2 separate regions of the Homo sapiens genome follow, and region 2 is linked to region 1. A link is a loop called in an ENCODE intact Hi-C map of the cell type or tissue named here. Cell type or tissue: IMR-90. All regions are shown on one strand.

Region 1 (5,000 bases):
CTTATCTGAAAGATTTAATCAGCTCCCTCGCCCTTGACAGGTTTCTTTCTCTGTGTTTTGGGGGCCTCTGTAAGTGCCTTTTAATATTTCCATTGTGTGTGTTAATCTTTCATTAGAATTTGATGCATCAGAAATATTTTTAAAAAGCTTAGTTCAATTAATTTCCTTCCCTGCCCTATTATTTTACTTCCTTCTTTACCTGAATCATTAATGGCAAGGAGCACCGACACAGAACTGAGTTCAGGGCTGTTCTAATTAACTCCCGGGGATGTTATGAGCAATCCATCAGTCCTGGGGTTGCATTACAGCCTCCGTATTTACTGGTGTTTTTTCAGTGAGCTTTCCCTGTGTGTGAAAAATCCAGCAGCTTTTTGGCCCCATTGGTTTACGTCTGTTTTATGAATGGCCTGAAACGTCTTGCCCCAGTGTCTGAGAGTGTGATGAGGAAAAGGATTTTGTGCTTTGCTTTGTTTTTCAATTATCCATGGGCTGTGAGTTCCTTGCATTATAATAGCAGGAGCACAAACCTATGATCAGACTCCACCAACTTCAGTGTTGGCTCAGGGTATGACCTTGGGCAGGTTTGTCTCCTCAGCTGGCCCACGGGCGACAGGTGTAGGGAGGTCTGCCTCCCACAAGTGATGCCACAAGGCCAAGTGGTATGTAGACTTGGCTGTGTGGTAGAATCACTTGGAGAGCTTTAAGGCGCCCGGTGCCCAGGTCACACCCCACACCAATTAAATCAGACTGTCTGGGGGCAGGAGCCAGCATCTGTTTTCAGTGATCCCAGGTGATCCTACATGCAGTAGAGTTTGGGAGCCACCGCTCTAGGGATTAACCGAGGCCTCTGCAGCACGCACTAGCATGGTGGCAAACAATGAGTTCTCAGTGCCCACCCCTCAACAGAAAAGCCAGAAGATGGAGACACAGAAGTCAGATCCTGCTCAGCCCCATCTCCAAGGAACGGCCATGTGAGCCTGTGTACTGAGAATGCGTGCCTGTGCACGCCGAGGATGCAGAAAGGGACAGGGGACCAAGTGGCAGGTAGCCTTTTCTTCTAAACTGCTACCAGGTATTTGCATCCCAGCCTGTTTAGTGTTGCTGCTGAGTCCCCTCCACCTTCAAGAACTGTCAGCCTCTTCAGTAAGGAGACGTGGGGTCCCAGCTGTGGCTTCCTAAGAGCTGAGCGTGAGGGCGTTAGTGTGGCCATCCATAATGGTATTTGGGATCTGACAAGTCTCCAAACCACTTGTCCATAGACCCTCCAGGGCCCTGCACCCTGAGAACCAGCCTGGTGGGGCTGGAGTCCTAAAATCTGCACTTTGTCCCAGTACCGGGTGCCCCAGGCTGCCAATGGGCCTCCCTTCGAGGAACCCTGGATCTCTCCCAAGACGCTGTGTGTGAGCTTCAGCCTTTCCAGTTGCCTGCACATTCTCGCCCAAGTGCTGTGTGTGGGAGTAACTTTTCAACTCCTTCGTTCAAGAGCCTTTCCCACCCCTCCACTGGGCCCAGTCCTATGTGGGGGCCAGGACAGAGAGATGCCCAGGCAGTGAGCAGGTCAGACCCTGCTCATCCTCAGAGGCCAGGGTGGAGGGAGGCAGGTGACCCATGAGGAATCCCTTCCAGCAGTGAGACCTGTGGCACCCCATGCCCATTGATCATACCTACTTGCTCTGTGACACGGAGAGACAGCTGTGTGGGAATGGGCTTTCTGTGTGCTCTGCAGAGAGCGTGGCGGCTAAGGTGAGGCATGGGAGTCATAACCCCCAGGCTGAGTGAGCCAAGAGTGCATGTGGCCAGAGCGCCCCATTCCTTCCAGGTCAGGGAGCTCCAAGGCCCTGGGCCAGGCTGCTTCATGCCACCCGGGTTTGCCAGGACAGGTCATTCTCATGCACGGCTCATCGGCAGACGTGGAGCAGAGCTGTTTCCCACGGTCCCACACAGTGGACAGGGTCTCGTTTTCTTCCCTCTAACCCTTCGCTGTCCAACACGGTAGCCACTTGTGGCTGTCTAAATCTACATTAATGAAAATTAAGGTTAAATAAAATTAAACATTTCTGTTCCACTGTCACACCACATTTCAAGTGCTCAGTCGTGGATAGCAAGACAACGGAAAAAGGATATTTAATTGTATTTAATTTTAATTGAAATGCAAATAGCCACATGTGTGGTGGCTCTGTACTAGACAGCATGGTCGTAGGACATTTCCATCAATGCAGAAAGTCCTTTTGGGCAGCAGCGCTGTCTAGCAGGTGGGGTAAAATCAGGAAACAAGAAAGGCAAGGGTTTGGAGTCTTTCAGGATCCCAGCTCCGTCACTTTCTAGTGTGTGGCTGCATGCTGTCAACTCTGCTGGGGCCCAGGCGTCCTCGTCTGGAACTGAAAGCCCAGATTTGTGTGGCTACCTCCTCACCCAGGTGCGAGGACGGGGCAAAGTGAGGATGGTAACAGTAACAGAGGTGTGGACTGGGCACTTGCTCTCTGCTTTCATTCTTCCCTGCCTGGGACCCACGTGCTGTTTTCACCCCTGTTTACAGATGGGAAAGTAGAGGCCCAGAGCCTGTGCTGTGTTTAAGTGTCCAGCATGTGGCAGGAAGCAGAGACAGTGGGGATTGTGATTCTTACCTATCTAGCCAGAGTTGCACCTGGGGTTTGGAGGCACGGCTGACTGGGTACACAGGCTCTACACCCCTGCCAACTGTCTGACCACGGTGGCTCTGCCTATGACACACTTATTTACTATTGGACAGCCTGACTAGCTCTTTTCTTAACTTTTGCCTAAAAAAAATTCAATCCATGGCTTCCTAGCTCTGAACTTGCCTCTGTGCATCAAGCTGAAGAAGGTGCAGGAGTTTCAGAGCCAGTCATTCCTTAACAGGGAGGTAAGACTGCGGGGGACTCAGCAATTTGGAGCCTGGGCTTTCTCACCACCTATCATGCCCTCCTACGGTCCTGCCAAAATCTCCTGTCTCTCTTTCACCTTTCCCTTTCTCCGCCTGCTGGTGGATTTCCTCTGCCAAGAAATTAGCAAGAGCAGCTGAAGGCGGTGATGCACACGGCCCGGCCAAAGTGAAGTCACCCCTGCTCCTGCTGTGAAAGCTGCTGATCTCTTTCTTAGCACAGGCAGCCAAATGTGGTTTACCCTTCTGGTCCAGATTTCACTAACTTAGTGTGGCCCAGAGAATCTTTTTACAAGATTGGGGTTTGGTTTCAAGCACATGGAGGGACTTGGACCTGACTCACTTGGGCATTTCCTGCTTGGGGTCCTGGGAATTGACCTCCCGGAAGATAACATTAGCAGCACAACCTCAAGTCAGTTACTGACCCTCTCAGGGTCTCAGCTTTCTCATGTGTAATGTGCAGATAATGGTACTGCCTGGGCTGGGTGGTTTTGAGTGCTTAGCTCAGTGTCAGATGCTTATTAAATATTACACTGTAACTGTTAGTATCTGAAATTAGCATGGGTATATGTTTGCAAGTGGCTGGAACTTTTGAAGAGTTTATTTGCAGGGTTTGCAGATGAACTTTTAAACAAAGTCTGTAACGGGTTGAATATACCTTTCCATTGTGCTGGTACAGTTTATACTCACAGATTTCTTTCAGTTACTGCTTTATGGTCTGTCTGTTGAGACTGTGGCTGCGTGAGGGCCAGACCTTCATTTTCAGCCCTGCAGCCCTAGTACCTGGGACTGTGCTTGGCCCATAGTAGATACACAGTAACTGTTTGATGAATTAATAAATAAAGGAACAAATGTCATGTTATTTTTTCTTAATATGCTTAGTAAACTCTTTGTTCGTGTTATATTTTAAGTTCCAGTCCAGGTCTTCATTATAAGCTTCCAATTAAGGGCCTGAGTTACATTTCACTGAATAATGATAGGCAAAAACCTTCAGTTCTCGCAGTGATCTTCCTAGTGTCCCCAGTTCCTGGGCAACTATTTATAGTCCTAGGTGTGGCTTTAATAAGCCACCCTTGTTGATGGGTCCCCACCCTCCGCAGCCTCACCCCCAACAGTCCTCACTGCCCTCTTCCTCATATCCCAGCCCCAACAAAGGACAGGAGTTTCCCAAACTCACCATGTTCCCTCCTGCCTCTGGCCCATGGTACATGCCCCTTCCCTGCATGTCCTTGACTGTCGCACTCTGCGTGTCACACTCTGCGTGTCTTGTTCATTCTGTTTTCTCCCTACTGGGCTGTGAGGTCCTACAGAGCAGGGACTGAGCCTTTTATCTTGTCTCTCCAACACCTTGGATGTCCAAGGTAGGCATCCCTCCTCTCCACAGACGTCTAGTGAGCACATACCGTGTGCCTGGCCATGAGCAGTGAACAAAAATGACAAAAATCCTTGCCCTCATAGAACTAATGTTCTAGAAGATACTCCATAAAAGTTTCTTGAATGAATGGAGCTCCCTTTTTTATTTTGCCCTTCATGAATTTCATAAGTAGTTCGTGTACAAGTTCATTTTTTTCTTTTCTTTTCTTTTCTTTTTTTTTTGAAACAGGGTATCCTTCTGTTGCCCAAGTTGGAGTGCAGTGATGCAATTATGGTCACTGTAGCTTTGACCTCCCTAGGCTCAAGTGATCCTCCCACCTCAGCCCCCCGAGTAGCTGGGACCACAGGTGCACACCACCACATCCAGATAATTTTTGCTTTTTTTTTTTTTTTTTGTAGGGACACGGTCTTGCCATGTTGCCTAGGCTGGTCTCAAACTCTTGGGCTTGAGCAATCTGCCTACCTCAGCCTCCCAAAGTGTTGGGATTATAGGTGTGAGCCACCGCACCTAGTTCATTTTTAAAAGAATTAAAAACTCAGAGGGAAAAATAGTTTGAGATTCTCCATTTTTACCATGGCTGAAACGTAGTTTAAATAAGGCCATCTGATTGGGGGTGTGGTATTGTATTACACACAGCTGTGCTGATAAGATTGCGTTTCACTTAAATCACATGCTTCCAGAATGTTGCTCTGCTGCCCAAAGTTTATTAGTAATCAGTTTGAACAC
Region 2 (5,000 bases), 110 kb before region 1:
GGTCAAACGATCCTCCCACCTCAGCCTCCTGAGTAGCTGGGACTAAAGGCACATGCCACCATGCCCAGATAACTTTTGTTTTTTTTTGTTTTTTTGTTTTGTGGAGATGGGGTTTCGCCGTGTTACCCAAGCTGGTCTCGAACTCCTGGGCTCAAACAATTCACCCACCTTGGCCTCGCAAAGTGCTGGGATTACAGGCATGAGCCATCACACCCAGCTGGAAAGTATAAATACTTAACTGCTAATGTGGGTTCATATGGTTGGCTGGTTGTGAAGTCAGGGTCTGAGGATTCTGGGGCAGAATAGGCTTGCTTATCTCCACATAAGGACATTGACAGTCTGTCTGTAGATACCAGTTTAGCAGTTAGGATGGTTTCCAGATGAATCTCTGGACACCTGTCACTTCTAGTAGCAGGACTCTCTGCCCAGCCGGATACTCCCCCAGGATATGGTGTGTGGAGCCAGTGGCTAGGAAAGTAGCAGCCTTGCTTCTCTGGGTTGTGTGTTTGCAGATTCAGAGCATTAATCGTTGACTTAGCTCCCCTGGTCGCTGCTGCAGGGCTTTCTTTACAACTCAAACTTGTATCCGATGTCAGCCGAGTCTCCCGTGTGCTGAATGCATCAGGCAGGATAGCACCCCTTCCGGCCAGGATTAGAGTTCCTGAGTCTTTTAGTGACCCTGACTGTACTCATGATCCCCCAGCTAATCAGTGCTGGTTCCAAGGCGCGCACATTCTTCTTCCTGAAAATGCTAATAGGCTTCTGGGAGAAGGTTGATTGTGAATATCAAAGGGTAAAGATAGACTTCTATAAATTAAGGGCCTTAATTGACCCATTGCAGACATTCCCACAAGGGAATTAGAGCTTGGTGTATATTCTCCCTTTTGGCTTTGCCATTGAGGTCTATCCCCTAATCCCTCACTGCAGTTACGGCTCTGAGGTGCCATTCTTGCCCACCGAAGTATTGAATGTGGCAGCTCTGGTCTATGTTTAAGAGGATTTGATATAATCAAAATCCAGAGTGCAACATGAGGTCCGGTACTAAGGAGCGTATCGTTGTCTGAGAAACAGTTGCGTCTCTCTGTTTCCTGGGGCAGAAGGTGGGCTGGACAACTGAGGAGGGTCTCAATGTCCCTTAGTACTTGAGAAGGGAGCAGGCTTTAGCCAGGGCCGCGGGTGACTGTGACCAAAGGCCCGGGGTTTTGGCCTTGGGCCAGCTAGCCAGAGAAGGGGCAGGTGCCTTCATTGCTACATCCTGGAGAAGCCAATTGGTAACAATGGAGTGGGCACAGTGGGCAGGGATGGGAGCAGGAGGCAGATGGGGAAGAAGCCTTGTGACTTAGACCCTAGCTGGCTTTTCTATATCTGTCCTGCAGTGTGTGACACAGAATGGGCTTGGGGCAGCCACAAGGCTGGAGGCAGCTCCATGTAGAATGGGGACCTTTTCTGATTGCGTTGGGCCATTGGTGACTTCTTCTGGGTTTCAATTAAAATCAGAAAATTGAGGGTGAGGACAGACAAATGAGGTACATGCCACTTCTGGCCTCTGTCCCCTGTGGCATTGTTAGTTTTCATGAGTGGGCCAGCCTCTTCGGATATTTGTGATTTTTAACCTGATTTTGAGTTACCTGAAGCCAGGTCAGTATTATTTATTCAGATATTCAGCAGATAATTATTGGGTATCTGCCGTATGCCAGGCACTGTTCTAGGCCCTGGAGATATATACCCAGTGAGCAAAACAAAAACCTTGACCTCCAGGAACTTGGGTCTCATGCAGAGAGACAGAGGAACAATAAAGCAAATAGTAACATCAGGGCACGTTAGATGTGAGAAGCCCTGGGAAAACAGTAGTGAAGCAGAGGATGGACATGGGCAATGCTCGGAGGCTGGAGTGTTACAGTTCTCAGTAAGGTGGCTGGGGTTGGCCTTGTTGGGAAGGTGAGGTGGAAGCACAGACTCAAAGGAAGCAAGAGAGTGAGTCATGTTGGTATCTGGAGGAAGAGCATTTTGGTCATAAAGAACATCGTGAACCTGGGAGGCGGAGCTTGCAGTGAGCCGAGATCATGCCACTACACTCCAGCCTGGGCGACAGAGCAAGACTCCGTCTCAAAAAAAAAAAAAAAAAAAAAAAAGAACAGCCAGTGCAAAGGCCCTGCGGTGGGATGGTGCCTAGTGTGTTGGAGGAACAGCAAAGGGCAATGTGGCAAGGGGATGGGAAGTAGGAGATGAGGTTGGAGAGAACAAGTGTCCAAGGGACATGGCACCTATGTGCCATTGGAGGACTCAGGAGTTGCTGTGGAAGGAGACTGGAACCTCTTCGTCTTTGTGTCCCCATGTCTAGCATGGTTCCTGCAGTCAACGTTGATTGTCTTGATGTGACAAGTCTCGGTACGGGAATCAAACACATATCTCTAATGAGCGGTGGACATCCGGTCTTGGCCAGTGTCAGAGTCCTTGAAACTGGTTTTGCTGCGGGATGCTTTGCCTGATGGGAGCCTGAGGGCTGCACTTGAGCAAGAAGGGAGCATTTTGCTCACTTCTCAGAGACCCCTGCCCTTTCTGGGCATTCCAGCAGAGTTCACAAGAGTGGCTTGGTGGTGTGAGTCATTCGTTTCATGCCTGAGGGCAGTGCAGCTCTCATCCCTGGAGGTGATTAATGAGTGGGAGTTTCCCTAGAGAGTTCTGAGGCCAGTTGAGTAGCAGATCCTGGCTGGCCTGAAATTGATTGCCTGCTGACCACTTGCTGGGTTGCTTATAACCTGGCCCCAGGACAGCTTCCTGGTAGCCTCCAGATACGCACGGGGACAAATTTGTTAGTTTCATGGGCAAAGAGAAGAAAAAATACAATACCTTACTGTTAACCACAGTCACCCTTCTGTGCAATAGAACACCAGATCTCACTCCTCCTGTCTAATTGGAACTTTGTACCTGTTGACCACCCTCTCCCCATCTTCCCCATCCGCATCCCTGCATCCCCTCCCTGCCCAGTCTCCTGTAACCACTGTTCTCCTCTCTACTTCTATGAGATCAACTTTGTTTAGATTCCACAAGTGAGATCATGCTGGAAGACAGAGTTTTGAATGTTCTCACCACAAAGAAATGATAAATACATGAGGCGATGGATATGCTAAGTACCCTGATGTGATCATTACATGACGTACACATATATTAAAACATCAAATTGTACCCCATAACCATGTACAATTATAATGCATCCATTAAAAAATAAAAAAGAAAAAGATAACATTAAATGGTTTTATTCACTCAAATAATATTGTGCTGGGTGACACTTGAGTTCTGGGTGGGTCATTTTCTGACATGAGCAGAATGTGCTCCATCTGTGAGGCAGAGGCTGGCTGCCATACTTACCCTTGTGCACTCCCTGCCTCGAGTAATTGTTGAGCCCCTACAAGTTGCAGGCAGGTGCTGTGAATGAACAAGACATCTGTCCCTTCCCTGATGATCTATTTGTGGGGGATAGACAGTAAGCCAGCTCATCCTCACAAATTTAAGATTTGGATATGGGAAGGAAATAGAAGCAACTTTGGGAGGTATGATGAGGGAAGCCCTCTAAGGAGGGAGCCTAATATTGAGAACTGAGGTCAGGGAGCTAGGCCTGCTGAGAGTTGAGGGGTTGGGTCGGGGGGCGTGGCCAAAACATGAGAAATGGTGAGTCAGAGGCCTCTGTGGGAAGGAGTTGGGTGTATATGGGATCAGGAGAGAGGCCAGCATTCAAGAAATATCCTGGGTTGGTGGAAGAGAGGGACGGTTTTCGTTTTATAGAAGATGAACCTGGCTGGGCTTGGTGGTTCATGCCTGTAATCCCACCACTTTGGGAGGCCGGTGTGGGCAGATCACTTGAGGCCAGCCTAGACAACATGGTAAGACCCTGTCTCTTCAAAAAAATACAAAAATTAACCGGGCGTGATGATGCGTACCTGTGATTCCAGCTACTCAGGAGGCTGAGGTGGGACCATCTCTTGAGCCTGGGAGGCGGAGGTTGCAGTGAGCCATGATCACACCACTGCACTCCAGCCTGGGCAATAGAGTGAGACTGTCTAAAAAAGAAAGAAAAGAAGTCAAGCTTACTTGTTTGTCTCATTGAACATCTCATTTCACGCTCATAATGAAAGAGAGCGAGGTGGTGTTATTGTCACACGCTCCCCATAAGGAAGCCAAGGTTCCGTGATTGTTCCTTTGGGATTGCAGGTGACTAGCCCCAAATCTCACACTGTTTCTATTCCAAGTCTTTTTATCACCACTTGCAATTATGTTTTCCAGTTTGGCATGAGATGTCAGGGCAGTGTAGCATTTTGGGCTGTTCTGAGTAACAGAATAACCAGTGTTTCACAGTTCATCTTTTTCAAAATATAGTAAAATACTCTTTCCAAAGAAATACCAAATAAGTGCTTGGTTTGTCATTGTTTAGTAAGGGAGTGTGAGATGCCTCATTTTGTGTGATTGAAGAGGCCTGTTCAATGCTCGTGATGATCTTGCAATTAATTCATCCCACAAGCATTCCCTCTTGATTGAATGCCAGAGACAGTGCCAGACATGCTGCTTGGCATTGAGAGGGACAGAGAAGGTGACCTGGGATGGGGAAGGCAAGGGAGAGGAGGCTGGCCCCCTACAGACTTAGTGACACGCCAGAGGTCACTTTCCAAGAGGAAATTGCAGCACCATCTTGACGTTACCTGCTCCTCATCTCAGCGTCAAGTGCTGAGCACGCGGCTGCAAGAGGCCTGTGAGTGCTGTGAGTCTGTTCCAATTCCTGAGAGATGGACATTTCCTTGCTTTACGCCTCTGCAGCTGCAACACTTGATAACTGGTAATTCATGGAGAAGAATGCCGTGTTCTCCTTGTTAATGGAAGCGGCCTGCTACCTTTGCATGTTCCCCACTCCATAGCATTCATTTTCTCCTTTACATTTCGGCAGTGCCGTCAAATCGCCTCACTGATGTTGCAGCTGTGCATTCTTCATGCATGTTGGGCTTTGGTTC

What was found. Hi-C counts contacts between places; a loop is a spot of excess contacts. Peaks named below come from ENCODE experiments on the same cell type or tissue, not always from the same donor. Only the 100,000 strongest peaks of a DNase experiment are listed, where the experiment ranks them.
Region 2: it touches region 1 in a loop (3-fold over the local background); 7 of 110 quality-filtered maps call a loop at or near these places.

The regions. Positions count from the first base shown.
Region 1 is chr16:11,097,326-11,102,325 of GRCh38, forward strand. All of the region lies in intron 19 of CLEC16A (C-type lectin domain containing 16A), which reads left to right. Among named protein-coding and RNA genes, the nearest start is that of CLEC16A, 160 kb to the left of the region's middle. RefSeq lists an enhancer at 3,225-3,334. In IMR-90, a CTCF peak has its summit at 3,005; DNase peaks (open chromatin) are centred at 3,166 and 4,966; H3K27ac peaks cover 3,280 bases.
Region 2 is chr16:10,989,316-10,994,315 of GRCh38, forward strand. All of the region lies in intron 10 of CLEC16A (C-type lectin domain containing 16A), which reads left to right. Among named protein-coding and RNA genes, the nearest start is that of CLEC16A, 47 kb to the left of the region's middle. In IMR-90, no CTCF peak of the experiment used is centred here; DNase peaks (open chromatin) are centred at 2,606, 3,066 and 3,666; H3K27ac peaks cover 4,039 bases.